3 separate regions of the Homo sapiens genome follow, and all the other regions are linked to region 2. A link is a loop called in an ENCODE intact Hi-C map of the cell type or tissue named here. Cell type or tissue: OCI-LY7. All regions are shown on one strand.

Region 1 (8,000 bases), 270 kb after region 2:
GACCTTGTGGCTAACTCGCTGGAGAAATTGCAGTTGAAGTTGAAGGGCTACTCTTAACCTTCACATTTATCTTGCCCTGTTGATATCCACAGCACTAGGCATGGTATGTTCTTTGGAACACATGCCCAGTGAGTCCCAAAGTCACAAGGTTATTTGATTTATTTTATTAGCATGAGCTTGCTTATTGGCCCATTTTTAAATGCAATGTATTATGTACAGTTCAATGTACTATGGACAGGACTGCTTAAGTTAATTTGAACTAAATGTATAAAAATGTTAATGGTTAAACACTTTTTCCTTTTGAAAACAATTTTTAAAAATTTTAATTGTGGTAAAAACATACAATTTAGCATTGAAACCATTTTAAAATGTGTAGTTCAGTAGCATTAAGTATATTCACATGGCTGTGCCACAGATCTCCAACGATTAAGCACTTTTAAAACAATACAGTTCTAGGGGAGATATTACTATTTTTGTTAGGAAAGAATAAAATGTCTCAAATATTGTGAATTTAGACAACTGGAAAATATTGGTAGAGAACTTGGGAGGCTGAAATTGGGAAAGAGAAAATGTGGGAAGCTAGAAATAGGCAATTTGGGAGGTGGAAATTTTGGGGAGAGGCTATGGTTATCTCCGAGTTGTAGTATTGATGATTTTTTGTTAGTATTTTAAATTTGATGGCTTTCCTATACTGTACATGGGTTACTTTTTGTTTACCAGGAAGCACAGCTTCCTGGCAGGTGTCAAACAATCTACCCCAGCAATAGTTCAACAGTAGGATATTTTTAGGCATATTTTTGTAAGAGAACTTTTCTGTTCTTACCCAAGATGAAACAGTTTCAGAAGTTTGGGCACAAAAGGTTCGAGGAAGCTGCTGACAACTGAGGCTTCTCAGGGTTATTCAGTTAGTTCAGAAGATCTTGCTTGTATTCCTAGGTTTTCTGACTAGCTGGAGCACTTTGTCCAAGGCATTGAGCAACAAATTAAAACATCCTTTGGTGCCACCTTATGCTAAGTGGGAGAAACTGCAGCTATTTAAACTGATTTCACAATTAGACTCAGTAGCTTTAATCTCCAGGAATTAGAGAGATAAGGAACCTATTTCCCTCCCTCCCTCCCTCCCTTCCTCCCTCCCTCTCTTCCTTCCTTCCTTCCTTGCTTCCATTTTTCTCTCTCTCTGTTAATAATTTCAACTTTTATTTTAGATTCAGGGGTACAAGTGTAGGTTTGTTACATGGGTATATTGTGTGATGATGCTGAGGTTTGGGGTATGGATGATTGCATCACCAGGTAGTGAGCACAGTACATAGAATGAGGTAGTTTTTCAGCCTACACTCCCCTCTCTCCCGCCTCCCTCTTGTAGTACCCAGTGTCTGTGGTTGCCGTCTTTATGTTCATGTGTACTCAATGTTTAGCTACCACTTATTAGTGAGAACATGCGGTATTTTTTTTTATTTCTGTGTTAATTCACTTAGGATAATGGCCTTTAGCTGCATCCACATTGCTACAAAAAACAGAATTTGTTCATTTTTATGGCTGCAGAGTGTGCCATGGAGCACATGTACCACATTTTCTTTATCTAGTCCACCATTAATGGGCACCTAGATTGCTTCTGTCTTTGCTATTGTGAATAGTGCTGCAACGAACATACAAGTGCATGTGTCTTTTTTTGTAGAACAATTTATTTTCCTTTAGATATATACCCTGTAATGGGATTTGGGATTGCTGGGTGGAATGGTAGTTCTGTTTTAAATTCTTTGAGAAACCTCCAAACTGCTTTCTACAGTGGCTGAACTAATTTACATTCTCGCCAACAGTGCATAAGTGTTCCCTTTTCTCTGCAGCCTTTCCAGCATCTGTTATTTTTTTTACTTTTTAATAATAACCCTTCTGGCTGGTGTGAGATGGTATCTTATTGTGGTTTTGATTTGCTTCTCTGATGATTAGCGATGTGGGGCATTTTTTTCATATGTTTGTTGGCTGCTCGCATATCTTTTGAGAAGTATCTGTTCATGTCCTTTGCCCATTTTTTAATGGGGTTGTTTTTTGCTTGCTGATTTAAGTTCCTTATGGATTGTGGATATTAGACCTTTGTCAGATACATAGTTTGTGAAGATTTTCTCCCATTCTGTAGGTTGTCTGTTTTCTTTGTTGAAAGTTTATTTTGCTGTGCAGAAGCTCTTTAGTTTAATTAGGCCCCACTTACCAATTTTTGTTTTTGTTGCAATTGCTTTTGGGGATTTAGCCATAAATCAATGCTGATGTCAAGAAGTGTAGTTCCTAGGTTTTCTTCTAGGATTTTTATAGTTTGAGGTCTTACATTTAAATCTTTAATCGATCTTGATTTAATTTTTGTATATGGTAAAATGGATCTAGTTTCATTATTCTGCAGATGGCTGGCTAGCTATTCTAGTGCCATTATTGAATAGGGAGCTCTTTCCCCATTGCTTAACTTTGTTGACTTTTTATTTTTTATTTTTTTCATTTTTTAATTTTTTAGACGGAGTCTTACTCTGCCGCCAGGCTGGAGTGCAGTGGTGCTATCTTGGCTCACTGCAACCTCCGCCGCCCTGGTCCAAGTGATTCCCCTGCCTCAGCCTCCCAAGTAGCTGGGACTACAAGCGCGTGCCACCATGCCTGGCTAATGTTTTGTATTTTAGTAGAGACAAGGTTTCACCATGTTGGCCAGGATGGTCTCGATTTCCTGACCTCATGATCCACCCGCCTCGGCCTTCCAAAGTGCTGGGATTACAGGTGTGAGCCACTGCGCCCGGCCTTTATTTTTGTTGACTTTTTGAAGTTCAGCTGGCTGTAGGATAGTGGCTTTATTTCTGGGTTCTCTACTCTGTTCCATTGGTCCATGTGTCTGTTTTTGTACCAATACCATGTTGCTTTGGAGGAACGTATTTTTCTAACTATAGATGTTAGTTTCTTTCAGTTTTAAAAATGTATTATTATGTGATGTGATACTTGTATTGTTTGATACTAGGATTCATGATTCAGTTAAATATTGTTTTGGACAAATACCTGTGTGAAATTTATAAACATTGGTATCATGTCCTAAGACTCATTTGGGATGATACACATAAAAGGACTTTGTATATGACATGATTGCCAGGGGAGGACAAAGGAGGAAGTCATGGCTAAATCAAAGGAGGAAAAGTGCTTCCTAACAATGGCATGATCAGTCATTAACAGCAATGACAGTCAACACTTAAATGTGCTTACTATGCACCAGGCCCTGATCTAAGCAATTCTAATGCATTAGCTCAGCGGTCCCCAACCTTTTTGGCACCAGGAACCAGTTTCGTGGAAGGCAATTTTTCACAGAAACTGTGTGTTGGGGAGATGGTTTTGGGACCACACTGTTTCACTTCAGATCAGCAGGCATTAGTTAGATTCTCATAAGGAGCATACAACCTAGATCCCTCGCATGCGCAGTTCACAGTGGGGTTCACACTCCTATGAGAATCTAATGCCACTGCTGAGCTGACAGGAGGCAGAGCTCAGGCAGTAATGCTCGCTTACCGCTCACCGGGGTTGGAGACCCCTGCCTTAGCTCACTTAATCCTCTTCACAACTTTATCGGGTAGGTACAATCACTGTCTCTATTTTAAAGACCAGGAAATGGAGGCACAGAGAGATTTAGTAACTTGTTCAAGGTCACACTATTATGTAAGTAGCCAAGCCAGGATTTGAACTTTGAGCCTATGCCTTTTGGCTGCAGAGTCCATAGTTATTAGGCAGTGCTGTCTCCAGTATTGAGATAGTAGAAGTAATAGTTTTCATTTATTGAGCAATTACTGTGAGGCGGAAGGGCCTCACAATGCTTCATCTTACTTAATCCTCATGTTAACCTTGTAAGGGAGGTACTGATAATCTCATTTTAGAGATCAGGAACCTAGGCTTACGGAAGTTAAGTAACTTGTCCAAAGTCACACAGCTGTTAACTGAGTCTAGATCTGTCTGATATCAGAACCCAGGTTCTTCACCACACAATTAGTTTCTTAGAGCTTATCTAATCACATGTGAAGAGAAGAAAAAAAAGTTACTCCAAGTAAAATGGTGTTTTGAACAGGTGAGTTACACCTTCACATTCACTCACTTTACAAAATGAATCCTGGTTATGTTTTAGTGGGATTTGTTCTATAATGCAATACACGTTTCTTGCCCTTCCAGGAAAACAACTTAACATTTTCTTGATCTTGATCTGGACCTCTGGACACTTTTTTTTCAGGCAGGGTCTTGCTCTGTTGCCCAGGCTGGATTGCGGTGGTGCAATCATGACTCACTGCAGCCTCGACCTCCCATGCTCAAGCATTGATCTTGATCTTTAAGGGAAATCATTGTATACTTCAGCTATCATACAGTGCTGCAATGCCTTCACTGAAAATCGTAGTGCTGTTTGCCCAGAGACAAAATTGCTGTATTTTTTGAGATACTGCATCTGTATTTTCAAATTTTTACTCTGGCCTCTAGAGGGCAGACTATTATTTCTGGTTGTTTCCTATGGTAGCCCGTCTCTCACCTCTAACATCAAGATGTAGTGTACAACTCAGGGAAAAAAGAACTAAGATAAAAGAGAACTGAGATAAATGTGAATAACCTGAGATAAAAGAGATACTTTAAAATGTAAAACTTGTTAAATATATTTGAATTCTTTGGATACGTTTTTGTTTGCCGCCTTTCTTATATCTACATGCTGGATAGCTGAAATGTCTAGACAGCTGGATTCTGAGGAGATGAAGTGTTGCTATACATGGGAATAAAAACGGTTACTTTGACTTCATGGCCCATCTTAGTATATGTGATATTTAGCATCTGTTCACACAAAATTGAGAAATGGGAAACCATTTTCTTAAAAAAATTTATTAAATACAAAAATAGAGGCAAGGTCTTGCCATGTTGCCCAGGCTGGTCTCAAACTCCTGGGCTCAAACAATCCTTTCACTTCTGCCTCCCAAAGTGCTGGGATTACAAGGACACCATTTTCTTTCTTTTTTTTTTTTTTTTTTGAGACGGAGTCTCGCTCTGTCGCCCAGGCTGGAGTGCAATGGTGCGATCTCGGCTCACTGCAACCTCCGCCTCCCAGATTCAAGTGATTCTCCTGCCTCAGCCTCCCGAGTAGCTGGGATTACAGTCGCCCACCCGGCTAATTTTTGTATTTTTAGTAGAGATGGGGTTTCACTATGTTAGTCAGGCTGGTCTCGAACTCCTGACCTCAGGTGATCCACCTGCCTTGGCCTTCCAAATTCCTGGGATTACAGGCATGAACCACTGTGTCCGGCCCACCATTTTCTCCAGAGTTTTTAACGTGAGCATCGGCCTTTCTATTTATGCCAGAATTGCTTTCTCCCACTTTATTTTTCAAGGGCGGTCAAAAACTGCTCTATGAAGTTTTGCACCAGTCTATGAATGTGTTTGGTTTCTGCACTAGTAAGTTTGACTATGTGTTCAGCTACTATTCAGGGGTTACCTATCTGCTACCTGTAACTTTTATCCCTGGTGCCAGGGCCTGATCATTTTCTATTCTGAGAACATGTCAGGTGACACAGGTGATCTCAATCGAAGCATTGGGTGGCAGAGGGTAACGACGTGCCCACTGGGGATGAAGGAGGGAGAAATCAGAACAGGTGATCTAGGTTGAAATCAGGGCCTTGATTGTTTCAGGAGAGTGGCTGCTTCCTAGAACCACCTGGGGCTGGGCAGCAGCACGTTGCTCAAGTCTTTTGCTGTAGGTGTGGCTGTGTCAAAGAAGGAGTCAGAGTCTCGGGAGGCCAGACTTGCCATAGTAGGGCTTGAGTCCTGTACACCCATGGCTGCTAATTTCCCAGCCTGGAATATGAATAGGAGTCCTCACTGTCTTCCTCCAAATCGAATGAAATACCTCATGTTTCTCTGCAGTCACCACTCTAGGTATATGATTTAGGATTTTTTTTTTCTTTTGTGGTTATGTGACTGTAGCTAATTCAGAAGGGAAAAGAAATGTATTGGAGTGTGTTCGATTAGAATCAGAGAAAAGATCTGTAGGCTATTTTCCACAAAGCTACCAGAGCAACTTAATACAAACACAAGTCTTTCAAATCTTTCCACACTAAGGACTTTTCATTAAACCTAGAATAAAACCCTACCAGTCCCTATGCAGTCTGGCTTTGGCCACCCTGACCTCATCTCTGCTACCCTCCTTTCTCTCAGTCTGCTCCAGGCACTCTGACTGTCCTGCCTCAGGGCCTTGGGATTTGTTTCACCTGCCTAAGAAGCTCTTTGCCAGGACGTTGTGTAGTTCACCCTCTCAATCTATTTAGACAAGTTTACTTGTTTAACATCTCTTTCTTCAGCCAGAATGTCAACTCCTTGAGGCCTGGACTTTACTGCAGAATCTCTAGAGCATAGAATAGGGTCAGGCAGATAGTAGGCTCTCAGTAAGTACTGGTAGAGGAGTAACCAAGCTATAGGTAGCTCCAGGAACTTCAGGGGCAGGAACTGAGAGGGTAAGTTTTCTCAGGCATTGCAACTAAAGAGCTGAATGAAATGTATTAAACTTTTTTCTAAAATACATCAAAGACTAAACAACACAGTGAACAATGACTGGACTGAGATCTAGCAGAGGGTGGGAGGTCAGGATGTGAATATACCACTGGATCACTTTTGCTGTTGATTCGGAAAAGGCAGCTGTGAGGCAGACCTGAGGTCTCCCTGAGCTAGGGGTGCTAGATTTGAATCCAGGGTGTGCAAAGTGCACATGTCCTGATAGATAACACCCCGCTCCTACCTTTTCGACTGGGAACATAGCAATAAAATTACACCGGCAGTAAAGCAGAGCGTGTATGGTTTACACCTTTCTGATCATATGGGTGGCCTGGAAAATCCCAAGCAAGGTGATGCTGACTGCTAGTGCCTCTAGGTGCCTGAATGGAGCAGATAAAAATAACACCTGGAACATTATAATGCTACTGTTGCCATTCAATTAGTTCTACAAATAATTTTTCAATTCATTAGGCATCAGAAATTAAGGATCTATTTCTTAAGTTCTAGGGTAATCGCTAAAGGAAAAAATCTAAAAAGAGTATATGTCTTTCAAACTAACAGGGAAAATAGCACAATAAAAACAAAACAAAATAAATAAACCCCCAAGCAATCACTATGCAAGAATGCAAGAGAAGAGAGAAAGGAAAAGGAACACAGAGCTGTTATACAAACAGAGAGCATACAGTAAGATGATAAATATAGCTCTAAGACAACAGTAATTACATTAATTATAAATGGATTAAATGCTCCAGTTAAAGAACTGTATGTATGACTATATATACACATATATAATTTTTCAAGCAATCTTTTATATTTATCCACAAATATAGATATATCCAAATCTATATCCATAAAGGATAAACATGATAATGATACAGAAAGATAGAAAGTGAAATGCTTACCCCTCCTTCCTCCCCAGTTTGTTTTACAACTGGAGCAGCTACAGTAATATCACACAAAATAGAATTTAGGGAAAAAGCATTACTAGAATTAAAGGGCTTTGCTTCATAATGATAAAAGGTTAAGCTCTGCAGGAAGATATGGCAATTCTAAATTTGCGTGCTTTTAATGGCCATATCAACATATAGAGAGCAAAACCAGGCAGAACTGCAAGAAGAAATAAGTTCACCATAAAGATTTCAATACATGTTTTCACTCATTGAGAAAACAATCATGAGGTATAGAAATGATATGAGCAATATGCTTAACATATTTGACCAAACATACAACAACTACTATGTATTGCATATTCTTTTCAAAAAGTCATGCAGAATATATACAATTATTGACAATGCACAGCAGCTGTAAAGAAGGTTTTTAATAAACGTGAGAGTACTGAAATCATATAGAATATGTTCTCTAGTACAATGTATTAGAGAAATCAGTAATAAAAAAGATTAATTAAAAAAATTCCCATTTGCTTAGAGTTTAGTCAGTATGCTTCTAAGTAACCCACGACTCTAAGAAGAAAT
Region 2 (8,000 bases):
TGGTTCTTAATGTGGATGAAAGAGGCCCAGGCAGTCATTCCTTTGGTATCACCAGTAACACTGGGGGGTGAGCCAAAAGGTTCTTCTGCTTCTAGCCTCCACTCTGGTAAGTTTGGTATGAGCTTTGGAACCGTGGCTTTCATGTTAGGCTTCCTGTGGCTTCACTAGGGCCCACTCTGACTGAGGCCTAGTCCTGTCTGCTTTACCCTTTAAAAAATGGTTATAATTCTGAATTCATAAGATCTAAATGCCATGTTTTACTGAAAACAAAATAGGTTCCATCAGTCAATCGCATTTACCCTTATGTATTTATAAATCAGCAAGCTTGAATCCAATAAGGACATTAGTGTAAATGTTGGGCAAAATTGAGAGCACCCAAGTTAAGTGTGGGAGGGTGGTGGCTGTGTATCTCAGACTAGTGGCTTTGAACTGTGTCTGTGTATAGTTTACCCTGCAGGCTTAATTTTAGCTAGATGAACTACCAGAAATGTTAGCAATCTGTCTTTTCAGATTACTTCTGCTCTTTCTGCTAAAGACAGATTCTAGAAGTATGAAATCTTTACTTTTACATGTTTCTTTGAGCAGAACTGCAACTATTTTATCAGTGAATATTATGTCTTAATATGAATTTTTAAGCTTTTGTGGCAAGAAGTATTTACGTATTTATGAGCACTATATTAATTTTTTCATCGTTTTAGGTATACAGTGAGAGGGAGTGTGTGTGTATGTGTTGGGGGTGGTGGGGTAGAGAGAGGAGGAGAGATAGACAAGATAGGCAATTTTGGCTAGATGTTTCCATCTTATTTCTTATTATTGTACTGAGATTGTTGCTATGGAAAATAGTCATTAGAACTCCTGTACTTGAAAAAACTCAAAGCCTTAACTTAAATATTTGAAACATGACAAAAAAAGTAATACGAGAATATTAGTTAATATTATTTTGTTAAATATTGTAATTTATACTTTATCTTCAGGATGCTTTTCCATTTAAAAAATAATCAGGACAATTTTAACAAATATGTTTATCTCACCCAATCATGATGATTGAGTAATAATTCTCCATTTCACATTCAGTACTGTAGCCAGGAAGTACAGTAATGGATACAGTTGCTACTACATTTACCATCTGACCATATGGTATAACATACATCTGCCAAGGAGAACAAGCATTCCTTTACAATAACAAACAATATAGGCACTGTCTTAAGACAGACATCAGTTACATATCTCTTTCTTTTCATTAATTTATCCCACTGTGACTATGTAGCACATATATGTCAGGCACTCACTTTGACACTGAAAACTCAAAGAATTGTGCAACCAGGTCTCTGACCTTAAGCAGTGCAGTCTGGCAGGGGAGATGGTCATGTTGGCAAATGCTTATCATATGAATGTCATAAGTGTAACAAAAGTATATGTAAGGTGTGGGGAGAAACTTGCCTAACTGCTGGAATCCAAGGATCAGGTCAGGAGACAATCATAGAGAAGATGGTCTTTGAGTTGAGTACTGAGATCTTGGTGGGAAATATAATGTGGTAATCAAGAGAATAGACTAACCAGATAGCCAGACTATCAGGTTTCAAATCCTAGCTCTGCTACTTGCTAGCTAGGGAATCTCTTTTTTTTTTTCTTTGAGGTGGAATCTCATTCTTCTTGCCCAGGCTGGAGTGCAGTGGCGCGATCTCAGCTCACTGCAACCTCTGCCTCCAGGGTTCAAGCGATTCTCCTGCCTCAGCCTCCGGACTAGCTGGGATTGCAGGCATGCGCAACCATGCCCGGTTAATTTTAGTAGAGATGGGATTTCGCCATGTTGGCCAGGCTGGTCTCGAACTCCTGAACTTAAGTTATCTGCCCGCCTTGGCATCCCCAAGTGCTGGGATTACAGGCGTGAGCCACTGCGCCTGGCCTAGCTAGGGAATTTTAGGCATATTATTTAATCTCTCTGTGCTTCCATTTTCCCCTTTGTAGGATGGGCGTAATAGCTGGGCATGCTCATAGGGTAGAAGTGAGGTTATATGAGTTAGTATGTGTCGCAGTGAGGATTACATAAATTAGTATGTGTCATGGGCTCAGTCAGTATTAGCTAGGAGGCCAGGGATAGGAGAATTGGAGAAAGCAAGGAAACATGCAGAGGTATGGCAGTCTTGGTTTGTGAAAACTGAAATATGAGGTGCATTTGGGTGGAGGGTGGTGGAAAATGGCAATGGGAATGGATAGATCAGAGGAGAGAACTTTAATGCCATTCCAGAGGCTCATGCTTATGCAGCTCTTGGAGAATTTTACGGACAAATTCACATTTGCATTATAGAAAGACAACTATGGAGCAGTGGAGAAGGAGTAGAGGCTGGAAGATTAGGTAAGAAGTTACTGATGAGGAGAGATGATAAAGAATTGGCTGGCCAGGCGCGGTGGCTCACGCCTGTGATCCCAGTACTTTGGGAGACCGAGGTGGGGCAGATCATGAGGTCAGGAGTTCGAGACCAGCCTGACAAACATGGTGAAACCCTGTTTCTATTAAAAATGCAAAAAGTAGCTGGGCATGGTGGCACACATCTGTAATCCCAGCTACTCGGTGGGGGCTGAGACAGGAGAATCGCTTGAACCTGGGAGGCGGAGGTTGCAGTGAGCTGAGATTGCGCCATTGTACTCCAGCCTGGGTGACAGAACTAGACTCCATCTCAAAAACAAACAAAAAAATACAACAACAAAAAGAATTGGCTAAGAAATAGAAGGCAGGGTGCAGATTTAAAAGTCATTTAGGAGGGAAAACTGGTGAGATGCGGAGTAAGGGGATGAGGCAGGAAGAGTGGTGGATGATTCTTAGATTTCTAGTTTGGATGATTTGATAAAAGGCAGGAGGAAAAGTGGGTTTGGGGATAAAGTTTTAGATTTGGTGAGCTTGATGGACCTGTGAAATGACCAGAATGAGTGTTTAGGCCTGTCACTTGGGGACTGGAAGTCAAGATTTGAGATTCCTCTTGATATGGGCAGTAGTTGACGTGGGAATGTGAGTGACAGCGTGACACAGGCTGTATACAGAAGGACGTTCAGGAATGGTCAGGAAAGCCTAAATTGAGTACAGCCAGCAAAGGAGAGTGGTCAGAGTAAAGAGGAGATGCAGGAGAAGGTGGAGTCATGGAAAATGAACAGGAAATTCAAGGAGGAAGTGTCCAAACGCAGGCGAGAGGTCAATTAGAATAACTAAGGCCTGTACCTTGGTAGAGCTTAGGAAAACCCACAAACGATTATTTCAATGGAGTAGAACAGATTGGAGTAAGAGATACAGTGAATCCTCCTCATTAACGCCCTAGGTGTTAATACTTTAGGTCAAAAGCTAGGTGAATTCCTGGAGAACCTCCGTGGATGTAGTCCAGTTTCAGGCTTGCTGCATGAGGCAGATCTGGCTTCTCCTTGCAGGACTATTTACCCAGAGCCCAGCAAGGAGCTTGGCACATTCACATGCATTCTTTAAATATTGGGGGAAAGAATGGATGAACGGTTTGTGGCCGCCAGAAACCTGCCTTGGTACAGCGCTGGGCGCTCCCAGTACATGGCTAGCTCCAGGAAGTTAGGAGGCCTTTGGGAGTTACCAAAGAAGTTCTGTTGTTTTGGTAAGAACAAATTCATTAGTTATAGGGTTGATCTGGTCGTTTAATGCCTGTGCTGGTGATGATGGTGATAACGGGTCTACTCAGGTGGGTCCTGTTCTGAAACGTAGGTAAGCTCTTGGTACAGTTTCAGATGTGACTTTCTGAGTGAGTTTGCTTTCTTAGCTGTTTTATTTCCTTCCTGTGTGAAGGTGTCTTATCTCTCCAACTGGATACTACATTTCTGAAGGGCAAGGACCACTTACTCCACAGGAGTCTTCTGTCCTCCTTGCAGCACGAATTTGTCCACTTGATCCTCAGCTCAGAATCCTAGTGCTCCTCAGCCTCAGTTGATTTAACGCCCAGGGCAGGTCACACCTGGACTGTCCGCCCTGCGTGACTAGACCCTCAGTGAAAAAATGTGTAGTTGCTTCCCGAAACTTATCCTGGGCGGGCCGAACTGAGGGGATACTGAGAGCTAGCAGTAGGCAGGCAACCTGGACTCCCGCAGCCCGGCCTTGGGTCTCAGTGCACCCCACCCCATCTCACTATAGGGTTACCCCAACTGTCTCCCAGTAGACAGGTCTGGGGAGAGCCTGGTCCTCACTAATGGAGTGACAGCCACCGCAGGGGGGGGACTAAGGTCTCCCCTGGGATGCCCACGCGAGGGAACTGATGTAGGTCTGATACTGAGATTGGGGGGAAAAAGAAGAAAACACGGGGCAGGGGGAGGTGTTTCCACTATCTTCTCCCTTTTTTTGATACTGATGGGGAGGGGAGGTCTGGGATGGATGAAGCTCCTCAACCATCCGTTTCAGCCGCCCCCAGCTGCTCAACTTATCCGCCGCCGCTCGTGCCCGCTTCCAGCCTGCGTAGACCCGGCCGTGGTCGTCCGGAAGGAACCGCGTAGGAAACGGAGGTGGGGTGTCCCCCGGCGCCCCCACCAGAGACCGCCCGGCGCGGCAGGAGGATGTCGGCGCGCGGAGGGCTTGCGTCGCCCGCCCCTCCCCCGCCGCGCCCCCCGCCCCCGCCCACTCCCCGGGGGACCCCCGCGCCCGGGGGAAGCCCCGCGCGGGGCGCCCTCCGCCTGCCTCCGTCCCTCCGCCTCCCCGAGGTCCGGGGCTGCCTCCTCGGGCCGCGCCGGGCCGCCCCGCACTGCGCATGAGCGGGAGCCGGGCAAGCCCGTGAGAGGAGCCGCCGCCGCCGCCGCCGTCCATTCGCTGCGGAGCCGGAGGAGGAGGGGAGAGGCCTGGAGGACACCAACATGGTGAGGCACTGCGGCCGCCCGCCCGCCCTGCCGGCTGGGGGCCGGCGCTGCCGCGCACCCCCGCCCCGGCCGCCCTCCGTCCCGCGGCGACCCTGCAGCCCCGAGCCTCGGCCCGCGGCCTCCGTCCCGCTCCCAGGCGGGGGCTCTCCTGCCTGCCTCTCCCTTCCTCCTTCGCCCCTTCCCGCCCGGGCGCAGCCGCTACGCGAGAGCCGAGGAGGCGGAGCGGAGCCGGGCCTAGTCGGGAGCCCCGGGGAGTTTGGGGCGCGGGGAGCGGCCCCGGTGCCCCTTGCCGGGGCCCGGCGCGGGTGGGGGAGGCGTTGGGGCGGGGGGAGGGGAGGGGGCAACGGCCTTGCCCCTGCCCCTCTGCCGGCTCCATTGTGTCTGGTCGGGGACTGGGGTCTGGGGTTCCGGGTGAGTAGCCTCCCCCCGCCCCGAAGCCGGGGCTTCCCTCTCCGCCCGGCCGGGGAGAAGGAAAGACTTTCCCGGCGCGCCTCTCCCTCCTCCGCTCCCGGCTCCAATACCCCGCAAGTCTCCCAGGCAGTTTTGCTTGGGGCGGGGTATCAGCCCTTTTCCTTTCTCCATCACCTCTCGAGGCGTCCCATGCTTTTGGAGAAGGAGAGTTTCCCCGGCCAGTTGGTGGAGGTTATATTTACCTCTCTACTGAAAACATGGGAGACTGCTGAGCTTGGGGGAGGGGGTACGGAAGTGCAACCTGTTCTCATTTCATAAAATTAGGGAACACAGACTAGCGAGCGCCCTTTCGAGCACCTATTTTATTTGCTTGGGGGTGGGAGGAGTAATTGCTTTATTATAGTAGTTAAGGGCCATTTGTGATTTTTTTTAAAACAGTTTGTCAAGTTACTCTCCTTTTTTGTTTGGGGGGGGGAAAAAGTCCTCTCCAGGCTTGCAGACCCTTGTGGTCGAGTTGTTTACTTTGGTAATTAAGTACCTGACTCTGCTGGACGCTCTTCGCGTTTCAGAAGCGCTGTTTGGCATTGTACAGTCTGAGCGTGAGTTGAATTCCGTGCAGGTTACTGTATGAATAGTAAAAATGATATTGTTGTCCTTTGCTCGTGGGGAACATAAAGGCCTCTTTGAGGAGGGTGTGTGTGCGCGCCTGTGTTAAGGGAATGCTCCAGTGTCTTTGTTTTTAGTTGGTCTTATTTTTGCTGAATGACACTTCTAGTCCCATCCTCCAGCTTGGCAGTATTTTGTTGTCATGTATGGATATATGGTTTAGTCTGACACATATTTAACACTTATGTTCTGTGGCAAGTTGTGTAGGAATTTACAGTTTGAATTGGTAAGAAAACTTTAAAGTGCAGGTTAATGTATAGATTAGTATTACAGTGTTCAGAGATCCACCAGGCAGTCTAAACAGTTTCTAGTTTCTTAAGTATTTAGATGGTCATAGACATTACTCCTGAAGTTTCCAGACTCTTAGCATTTAGATAAGTATAGTAAGCTCGAAGTAATGACGTTAATTCCCTGGGAAACACTCAGCCACAGCTGAAATGTGTGCTCTTCAGGATGGTCTCCAGATCCGCATCATCCCCTAGACAGTGGGGTCCCGGAAATACTCATCACCTGTTCAGGAATTCAGGCATCAAGTGGTTCGTAGGGAGAGTTCAGCTTGTAAGCTTCTATTCTTTTGGTTAATATTAAAATTAGCTAGTTTTGAAACTTAGCCATAACCCATGTAATTCTACCAGTGGTGACAAGATATTAATTTAAAACATATCCTGTGGCTGAACTCAGTTTATGTCATGAGAATTGTCGTGATATTCTCTGGTTTAGCTAACTCACCGTAGGGGCTGGGCACGGTGGCTCATGCCTGTAATCCCAGCACCCTGGGTCACCGAAGCAGGAGGATTGCTTGAGAGCCTAGGAGTTTGAGACCAGCCTGCGCAACATAGTAGTGAGACTCCATCCCAAGGAAAAAAAATAGCCAAGCATGCTGGTGCTAGCCTGTGGTTGCCCCTACTCCAGAGGATGAGGTGGGAGGATTACTTGAGCTGGGAGGTTGAGGCTGCTGTGAGCCCTGCCACTGCACCACTCCAGCCTGGCTAACAGACCTTGTCTCTTAAAAAAAATAATAAGAAAGGAAAGAGACTCACCACTGGCCCTAATCGAAGTTAGGCAGTAAGAATTTTATAGTTAAGAAGTTGTTTCATTATAAAGTTATCTTACATATATTTGTTTCTTTATGCAGTTTCGGGGCTGTGAGTTTTTTGGTGTCTGTAGCTGCAGCCCATTTCCAGAGCACATGTTATTGTCAGTTCTAGAGCAAACTTAAATGATGGGATATTTGAAATACTTTGTATAAGTAAAAAAGTTCTGTTAACTTCCTCCCTCCCCCCACACACAGACTAAAAACGACTCCAAAATTAGATAATATTCTGTTACTTTGGAACTTGTTTTTTGTTGTTGTTGTTTTTTTTTTTTTGAGATGGAGTTTTTGCTCTGTTGCCCAGGCTGGAGTGCAGTGGTGCAATCTTGGCTCACTGCAACCCGTGCCTCCTGGGTTCAAGCGATTCTCCAGCCTAAGCCTCCCAAGTAGCTGGGATTATAGGTGCCCGCCAACATACCCGGCTGATTTTTGTATTTTTAGTAGAGACGAGGTTTCACTATGTTGACCTGGCTGGTCTCGAACTCTTGACTTCAGGTGATCCACCTGCCTCGGCCGCCCAAGGTGCTAGGATTACAGGCGTGAGCCACCACGCCAGCCTGAAACATATTTTTAAAAAGTGTTCGGCTGAGTGCAGTGGCTCACGCCTGTAATCCCAGCACTTTGGGAGGCCAAGGTGGGCGGATCACAAGGTCAAGAGTTTGAGACCAGCCTGGCCAATACGGTGAAACCCCGTCTCTACTAAAAATACAAAAATTAGCCAGGCGTGGTGGTGGGGGCCTGTAGTCTCAGCTACTCAGGAGGCTGAGGCGGGAGAATCACTGGAACCCAGAGGAGGAGGTTGCAGTGAGCCGAGATCGCGTCATTGCACTCCAGCCTGGGCGAGAGCGAGACTCCGTCTCAAAAAAAAAAAAGTGTTCAAAACGTGTGGGTTGTTTTATTTATAAGATGGCAGGATTGGACTTGATGATTTCTAAAGTTTCATCCAGCATAGACATTTTATGATTCTAATGATTTT
Region 3 (8,000 bases), 63 kb before region 2:
TGGATGAAATAGTCTATAGATGACAGTTGTATCCAGTTGATTGATGGTGTTGTTGAATTCAACTATGTCCTTAGTGATTTTCTGCCTGCTGGATCATCCATATCTATTTAATAACAGATGGGTGTTAAAGTCTCCAACTGTAATAGTGAATTAATCTATTTCTCCTTACAATTCTTTTTTGCTACATATATTTTATGCTCTGTTGTTAGGTACATGCATGTTAAAAATTGTTATGTCTACCCTTTTATCATTGTTTAATGCCCCTCCTTATCCCTGATAACTTTCCCTGCTCTGAAGTTTGCTCTAAAATTAAGATGGCTACTCGCACTTTCTTTGGTGTTAGCATATTCTTTGTCTGTTTTTACTTTAAGTCTATAAGTCTTTAAAGTGGATTTCTTGTAGGTAACATATATTTGTCTTTTGTTTTTTAATCTACTCCAACAATCTCTGTCTTTTAATTGGTATATTTAGACATCAACATTTAAAGTGATTATTAATGTACTTTGATTAATATTTACCATATTTATTATTGTTTTCTATTTATTCCCCTTGTTTGTTCCTATTTTTATCTTTCAGACTTTTTCTGCCTTTCATGGTTTTAATTGAGCATCTTCTATGATCCAATTTCCTCTCCTTTTTTAGCATATCAAGTACAGTCATATGCTGCATAACACCATTTTATTCAATATAACAATGGTTCCATAAGATTAAAATGCAGCTGAAAAATTCCTATCCAGTGACATTGTGGCAACTGTAACATCATAGTACAATGCATTACTTTCTTTAGGTTTAGATATATGTAGATACACAAATACTTACCACTGTGTTACAGTTGCCTACAGTATGCAGTAACATGTTATTATTGTTTCAAATATTACTTCTGTTCCTTCCTTTCTTCTCCTTCTGGTATTCTCGTTCTGCGTAGTTAATACCTTTTGTAGTTGTCTTGCAGTGCTAGGTATTGTTCTGTTTAAGGTTTTTTTTCTCACTGTTTTTCAGAATTGGAAGTTTCTGTTGTCATATCCTCAAGTTCAGAGGTTCTTTCCCTGCCATACCCAACGTACTAATGAGCCCATCAAAGCATGCTTCATTTCTATTAGGGTTATGGTTTTTTTTTTTTCAATTCTAGCATTTCCTTTTTATTCTTTCTTAGAATTTTCACCTCTCTGCTTACATTATCTATCTGTTCTTGCATGTTGTCTACTTTTTTCATTAAAGCCCTTAGCCTGTTAATCACAGTTTAGAATTTCTGTGTCTGATAATTCTAACATTCCTGCCATACCTGATGCTTCTTCAGTCTCTTCAAACTGTGTTTTTTGCCTTTTAGTATGCCTTGTAATTTTTTGTTGAAAGATGGACATGGTGTACTGGGTAAAGAGAATTTTGCTAAACAGGCCTTTGGTAATGTGATAAGGCTGGAGGGGGCATGTTCTCTTGTCCCATGATCAGATCTCAGTCTTGCTGAGCCTGTGCCCCTGGTGTGTGAACTTCACCAGTGCTTCCTGGTATGTTTTTGTTTTGTTTTCCCCCACCCCTTAGGGTGGACAGTATGTCTGGCAAAGGCTGGAGTTGGGTATTTCTCCTCCCCCAGTGAGGTTAGGCTCTGATAAAATCCCAATCGTTTAGGCTCTGATAAAATAGTTTTTCTCAAGGGTAAACCTTGAATGTTTTGGTGTATTTCAAAGTGGTTTCATTTCCCTTCTGAGCTGGAAGCATGGGAGGATTTTTCTCTGATATTCACTGTGAAGACCTGGTAGAGCTCCTGGAGGTAAAACTCACAAAAGTGTGAGGTCCTCCTGTAACTGGGTCGCCTTGGAGTTTTTAACTCTCAGAGTTGTCCACACTGAGCTACCAGGAATTTGTCAATTACAGCTCAGGCTTCTCCTCATGGCATCTCTGTATCTGCCTGTCAGTTGTCTGTCTCTCTGGTTCTGAGGACAAGCAGCTTGCCCTGTGACCTGATTTCTCTGACAAATTTAAAAATTGTTGATTTTCAGCTTGTTCAGCTTTTTACTTGATAGGACAGAGTGGCAGCTTCTAAGCTCCTTAGATGCCGGATCAGATTGATTTTCAAATTGATTTTAAGCTGGGCACAGTGGCTCACACCTGTAATCCCAGCACTCTGGGAGGCTGAGGCAGGTGGATCACTTGAGGTCAGGAGTTCAAGACCAGCCTGGCCAACATGGTGAAACCCCATCTCTACTAAAAATACAAAAAAATTAGCTGGACATAGTGGTGTGCGCCTGTGGTCCCATCTACTCAGGAGGCTGAGGTGGAGGAATTGCTTGAACCCGGGAGGCAGAGGTTGCAGTGAGCCAAGATCACGCCATTGCACCCCAGCCTGGATGACAGAGTGAGATTCCATCTTAAAAAAAAAAAAATTGATTTTAAAATCCACTAATGGGTTGTGACCACACTTTTAAAAACAACTTTACATTGTATTCACTTTAAGCTAAGAGAAAAACACAGAAACACAGAAGACTACAAACTATATGATTTCATTTATATAAAATTCTAGAAAAACTATAGTGACAGAAAGCAGATTGGTGGTTTCCTGGATCCCAGGGTTTAGTGAAGGGACTGATTCCAAATGGGAACAAGGGAACTTTTTGGATGATGGAAATGTTCTGTAGTTTCATTGTGGTTCTGTGATTGTATTCAATTGCTAAATCACATGCCTACACTTCAAATAGTTACAGTTTGTTGTCTAAAATTAAACCTTAATAAAGTTAGGGGAAATTTTTTAGAGCTTAATAGAATGCCAATAGATATTAACATAAGGTTTAGTTGCCAAACAATCTTTCAATGGGTTACCAGCAAAAGGGCTTTAAAAAGAAATTCCTAGGAGCCCACAATCAGGGAAAAAAAAGTTTTCTTTTTCTCCATGGGGTTAGGGTGAGATGGGATGTCATGGTATGAGGCTCCCAGGATCTTGGTGCTCTGAGGCAGTAACATGTGGTCCACCCTTGTTCTCACTGTTACAAGCTGAAACGGATTCATAATTTGGGCTTACCATTTGCTCACAACCCCAAATATACTTTTCCGTTGCCAAATTTCATGCAGCTCTCTATTTTTGACTAAGATTCATATGCTGCTGCAAATGCGAGATGTTTTCTTCATGAAATGCAAAGTGTTACCATTGAATGAAGACAGCGGTAAAACTTGATGTGATGCATCATGGAAGATTTTGGTTTGCTACTGATTATACACTATTGAATATGACCATTGTTTTTTACCTTTTAGGGACTGTGGAGTTTATTATGGACTCAAAACATAATTTCTGTTTCATGGAGATGAATACAAGGCTGCAAGTGGAACATCCTGTTACTGAGATGATCACAGGAACTGACTTGGTGGAGTGGCAGCTTAGAGTGAGAATATTTTTTCTATTAAAAATCAGCCTTGGCTGGGTGCGGTGGCTCAAGCCTGTAGTCCCAGCACTTTGGCAGGCCAAGGCAGGTGGATCACCTGAGGTCAGGAGTTCGAGACCAGCCTGGCCAATGTGGTGAAACCCTGTCTCTACCAAAAATACAAAAATTAGCCGGGCGTGGTGCCGGGTGCCTGTAGTCCCCGGTACTCAGGAGGCTGAGGCAGGAGAATCACTGAGCCTGGGAGGCAGAGGTTGCAGTAAGCCGAGATCGCGCCACTGCATTCCAGCCTGGGTACTCCATCTTAAAAAAAAAAAAAAAAAGATCAGTCTTGATGGGAGGGATGTGAGGGCTGAAAAACTACCTAAATGGTACCGTGTTCACTGTTTGAGTGATGGGTTCATCAGAAGCCCAAATCCCAGCATTATGCAAAATACCCATGTAGCAAACATTCACGTGTACCACCTGAATCTATAATTCAACAACAACGACAACAACAACAACAACAAAACAGTCTTGAGAATAGGTTACTACCTTCTGGCCTCCTAAAACAGGTGTCATTTTGGACGGGGTTCAGTTCTTGGTGGTTATGAGGACAGGAAGATGGGAGGTTAAAAGTGAAGCCACATTTGATGCTGTAGCTTTTTTTGGCACTTTAGGGACTCAGATTCACTTCCCCCTAGGCCCGGGCAGCCAGCAGGTGAGATTGTGTCACAGGGGCTTGCTCACAACCACATCACCTCAAGGTCAAAGCCTCATGGTCTACCTAAGGCCACAGCATTCTGGGCCAGGCCATCATTCGGTTTCAGATCAGGGCAGATACTAGGCAAGATGAAATGAGCTAAGGCAGAGTTGGGAATGAAGAGCCAAGGAGATGGTCTAGAATGATCCAAGTAAAGTGCGGATTTATGGCTGTTGCGGGCCCATGAGTAAATGTTCATTCAGAGTAAATGTTTGGAAACTTTTAAAGCATTTTGGCATTGCTATGACATGCCTACTGTATTTTTCAAACATGTAAGTTTATAACTGTTCTTTTACTATGGATAGTTTGAGAAGCACTGGTGTAAACCAGAATTCCACAAAACATACTTCTCAAATATTAATAATAGCTTAGTCTGTTTTTGTTCTCATAAGAACAATAGATTTTACTTTAGCCTTCTTTTTCCTAACATGAAAAAAATCTGTTAAGTAATATAGACGGTCCTGATATATGTAGGATTCGTGGTTCCTTGTATATCCTGCATCTAAATTGTTTTTTCCTGGTGTGACGCCAAAATCTTGATTATTTTGGTAATTTTATCTTTTCAGAACTTCTGTAGATAATAATATGATACTCCTTTTGTTGGTTCCTTGGGGGTGATTGGTGGTTCTAATTGAGCCAAAAGGTTCTTCTAGGGCTCTATATCCTAGGGTGTTAACGAAAACCAGGCACAGCAAGCTGGTAAGTTTTAGTGAGTGTCAAGAAAAACTGTAGTGGCTTTGGAAACTTCTGGAAGGAGTGTTTATATTTCCAGAATTCAAGGAAAAGGAGGATAATTTTTCTGAAGCAGTAAATCAAGAGAGTTTCGACCTTGGAAATCATAAGAGAAAAAAAGGTTTCTAAGGATTAAGGAAGGAGAAAGCTTTTGGGTATTAAGGAAACCAGCAGACATCTATTTCTTGTAAGAGCTTGTCAAGGCTCTTCAGAAAGAGAAGCCAGCTTTTATCATCTGGGGAGGGACACTAGAACTTAGGGAAGCTGCTGGACCTGGTTTATAGAGTTCAAGGCATTTGGCATCTGGCCTTCAAACAGAGGTAAAACAAAGGGGCTCACCATTTGGTGAGTCAAGAGTCTAAGCTCGAGGACCTGCCTGTGCAGTCAAGCCTTCCTAGAACAAGGGTTGAATGATGACTGATGTAAGTGTCCTGGGTTCAGGCTGCAGATACAGATAGTTAACAGTGTTCAGGGAAAGCTGGTGAAAATGTCAAGGTTAGGGGTTCCGGAGAGCCAGTGTCAGCCTGAGAGAACTCAAATGGCACATATCTCCAAAGACCCAGAGGCATGATTGGGGCCTGTCTTTTCTGGGCTCAAGTGGAAGCCAAGCTTGGAGGAAAATGGACAGGCAAAGACAAGTCAAGGTGAACACAAGAGACAGAGTTTTGCTCTTTTTGCCCAGGCTGGAGTGCAATGGCGTGATAGCTCACTGCAACCTCTACCTCCCGGCTTCAAGCAATTCTCCTGCCTCAGCCTCCCGTGTAGCTGGGATTACAGGCGTGTGCCACCATGCCCGGCTAATTTTTGTGTTTTTAGTAGAGACAGGGTTTCACCATGTTGGCCAGGCTGGTCTTGAATTCCTGACCTCAGGTGATCCGCCTGCCTCGGCCTCCCAAATTGCTGGGATTACAGGCATGAGCCACCACACCTGACCCAGAATTATTTATTAAAACGTTAAAAAACTGGTTCCAAGTCTATTGTGAACAGTGCTGCAATAAACATACACATGCATGCGTCTTTATAGTAGAGTGATTTGTAATCCTTTGGGTATATACCCAGTAATGGGATTGCTGGGTCAAATGGTATTTCTGGTTCTAGATCCTAAGGATGGAATGATAATAGGTAACATAGTGCTGACTGTATGCCAGACACTTTTCTCTGAAGCATGGAAAGCTTAAGAAACTTGTCTAGATGACAAAGTAAGTATAGAGACAAAATTTGAACCTAGGCAATCTGTCTGCAGAGCCTGAGGTGTTTTCAAAATATACTGCCATAAAGGTATTTAACTTAGTTCCGTTTCCTTTCATTCTTAACTGCTGTGCATCCTGATCTTTCATATTTACAGATTCAGAAAAATGAAACTTTTGCTTCTGTTTTATACTTACCGGTTTAGTTCAATGTCATGCTAAGTTACTTAGAGTCTAGATTTTCCTGTATCTATATTGCTTTCTCAGGTTGTCATTTTCTCATCTTGGAAAAAAACTTAAGAGTAAAGAGAGAAAGTGCAATGTGTCCTCCAATAGCCATTTCCAATTTATACTAGTTAATTGAAGAGAGTGATTTGTTGTATTGGTACATAATAACTAAAATAGTAATAATTATAGTAACAACAAACAATAGTGATCACCCTGTTTGTAATCTGGTATCATGCAGTACATATCAACATAACAAAATTGAAAAACCATCATTTTCCCCTTTCTGTTTTGCTTTATCACCCACTTACTGGTGAAGATTACAGCGTAGGATGACAATGTCAGCTACACTTTTTGCTTGGCTGTGAATCTAGTCCTAAACACTAATAATATACTATTTTTTAAAAAAAATTGATTTGGGAATTAAGTGCTAATGTTTTAAATGAAAACTGAGAGTGTGTTGCTAGTAAGAAGTTTTGGTTTTGATTATATTGAACAAACACTGATTTTTATATTTGTAAGTTAGCCATCACTTTGCCTGCTTTTGCCATTTAAAAACTCCGATACCCCAAATGATAGACTGTTGCCAAGCTGCATCTGTTTTTTAATTTTTTGTTTTGCCCAATACTCAAATGAGTAGACAAAATAATAGTTTTTATTTGGCTGCATTGCAAAACCTAAATGTACATTTTACCTAGAAAAAAAGCAAGACCATTGATTTACTAAGTCTGGTAGCCGCTATACGGTAGATTTCATAAGAAACACTATTCTATTGCCAGATTGCAGCAGGAGAGAAGATTCCTTTGAGCCAGGAAGAAATAACTCTGCAGGGCCATGCCTTCGAAGCTAGAATATATGCAGAAGATCCTAGCAATAACTTCATGCCTGTGGCAGGCCCATTAGTGCACCTCTCTACTCCTCGAGCAGACCCTTCCACCAGGATTGAAACTGGAGTACGGCAAGGTAAAGTGAAAGAAAATGAAAAGTCTCACTCTTTTTAAGTTTTTAGTACATTATTGTTTTTGGACACATTCTTATCCCTGAGTCTTACAGAACTGTCTAGCATATTTTAAAATAAAGAATTTAAGTGATTTCTCAGTAACCATTACTTTTTGCCTCTGGAATTGTTATTTTTAAAGAATAACAAGTATTTTTCAACAACGGACTCCTTTTTTTTGAAATTCAGCAGTACTTGGTCAAACCTAACCAGGAAATATTTTGTGTGTACTGTTCTTGACCTTGCCTCATTCCAAAAATGATTTAAGATGACTGATATCTGCTATGCACAAGGCAGACTGCCTTCAAAGGACATAAAGTCAAGTTGGAGAATTAACACATAAACTTAGTATAAGCTAAACAATAAAAAAATTAAAGTAAAGAAACAGTGGAAGAGCTATCACAGTTCAGCATATGATTAATAACAGTGGTCATAACTAGTGATTATTTAGGACTTCCTACTTACAGGCACTGCTCTAGGTGATTTTTCTACTTGTGTTCCTTTCACCATGAGAAGTACCCTGTAAGTAGGCATTATTATCATCCCTGTTTTCTAGATGAGGAAACTGGAGCACAGAAGAGTTAAGTGACTTGTCCAAGGTCATCCTTGGAGCCAAGATTCAGACCCAGGCAGTCTTGCTCCAGAGTCAGTGCTCTGAGCCTCCACGGTCTCCTGTCATCTTAATTTCAATTGCTGGAATAAGTTATACAGTGATGGGATATAGCAATTCTCAGGGGTAAGAGGTCACA

The links. Peaks named below come from ENCODE experiments on the same cell type or tissue, not always from the same donor. Only the 100,000 strongest peaks of a DNase experiment are listed, where the experiment ranks them.
Region 1: it touches region 2 in a loop (2.4-fold over the local background); 2 of 110 quality-filtered maps call a loop at or near these places.
Region 3: a loop joins it to region 2, with 2.0 times the contacts of the local background. A loop is called at or near these places in 2 of 110 quality-filtered maps.

The regions. Positions count from the first base shown.
Region 1 is chr3:182,707,242-182,715,241 of GRCh38, reverse strand. No RefSeq gene overlaps it. Among named protein-coding and RNA genes, the nearest start is that of LINC02031, 67 kb to the right of the region's middle. RefSeq lists cis regulatory regions at 1-64, 842-1,107. In OCI-LY7, CTCF peaks have their summits at 782, 983, 4,274 and 4,477 (motif pointing right); DNase peaks (open chromatin) are centred at 871, 1,321 and 4,481; H3K4me3 peaks cover 1,277 bases; H3K27ac peaks cover 2,275 bases.
Region 2 is chr3:182,977,341-182,985,340 of GRCh38, reverse strand. DCUN1D1 (defective in cullin neddylation 1 domain containing 1) reads left to right here and starts at 4,803. Exons shown (of 7, transcript NM_020640.4): 1 at 4,803-4,854. The coding sequence starts at 4,852. LOC105374246 (a long non-coding RNA gene) reads right to left here and starts at 4,534. Exons shown (of 2, transcript XR_924771.2): 1 at 3,854-4,534. RefSeq lists silencers at 4,515-4,954, 5,015-5,134. In OCI-LY7, no CTCF peak of the experiment used is centred here; DNase peaks (open chromatin) are centred at 4,750 and 5,550; H3K4me3 peaks cover 3,221 bases; H3K27ac peaks cover 1,096 bases.
Region 3 is chr3:183,040,784-183,048,783 of GRCh38, reverse strand. It overlaps MCCC1 (methylcrotonyl-CoA carboxylase subunit 1), which reads left to right. Exons shown (of 19, transcript NM_020166.5): 10 at 3,244-3,371; 11 at 7,034-7,217. Among named protein-coding and RNA genes, the nearest start is that of MCCC1, 55 kb to the left of the region's middle. In OCI-LY7, no CTCF peak of the experiment used is centred here; DNase peaks (open chromatin) are centred at 1,723, 3,333 and 4,043; H3K4me3 peaks cover 3,155 bases; H3K27ac peaks cover 5,678 bases.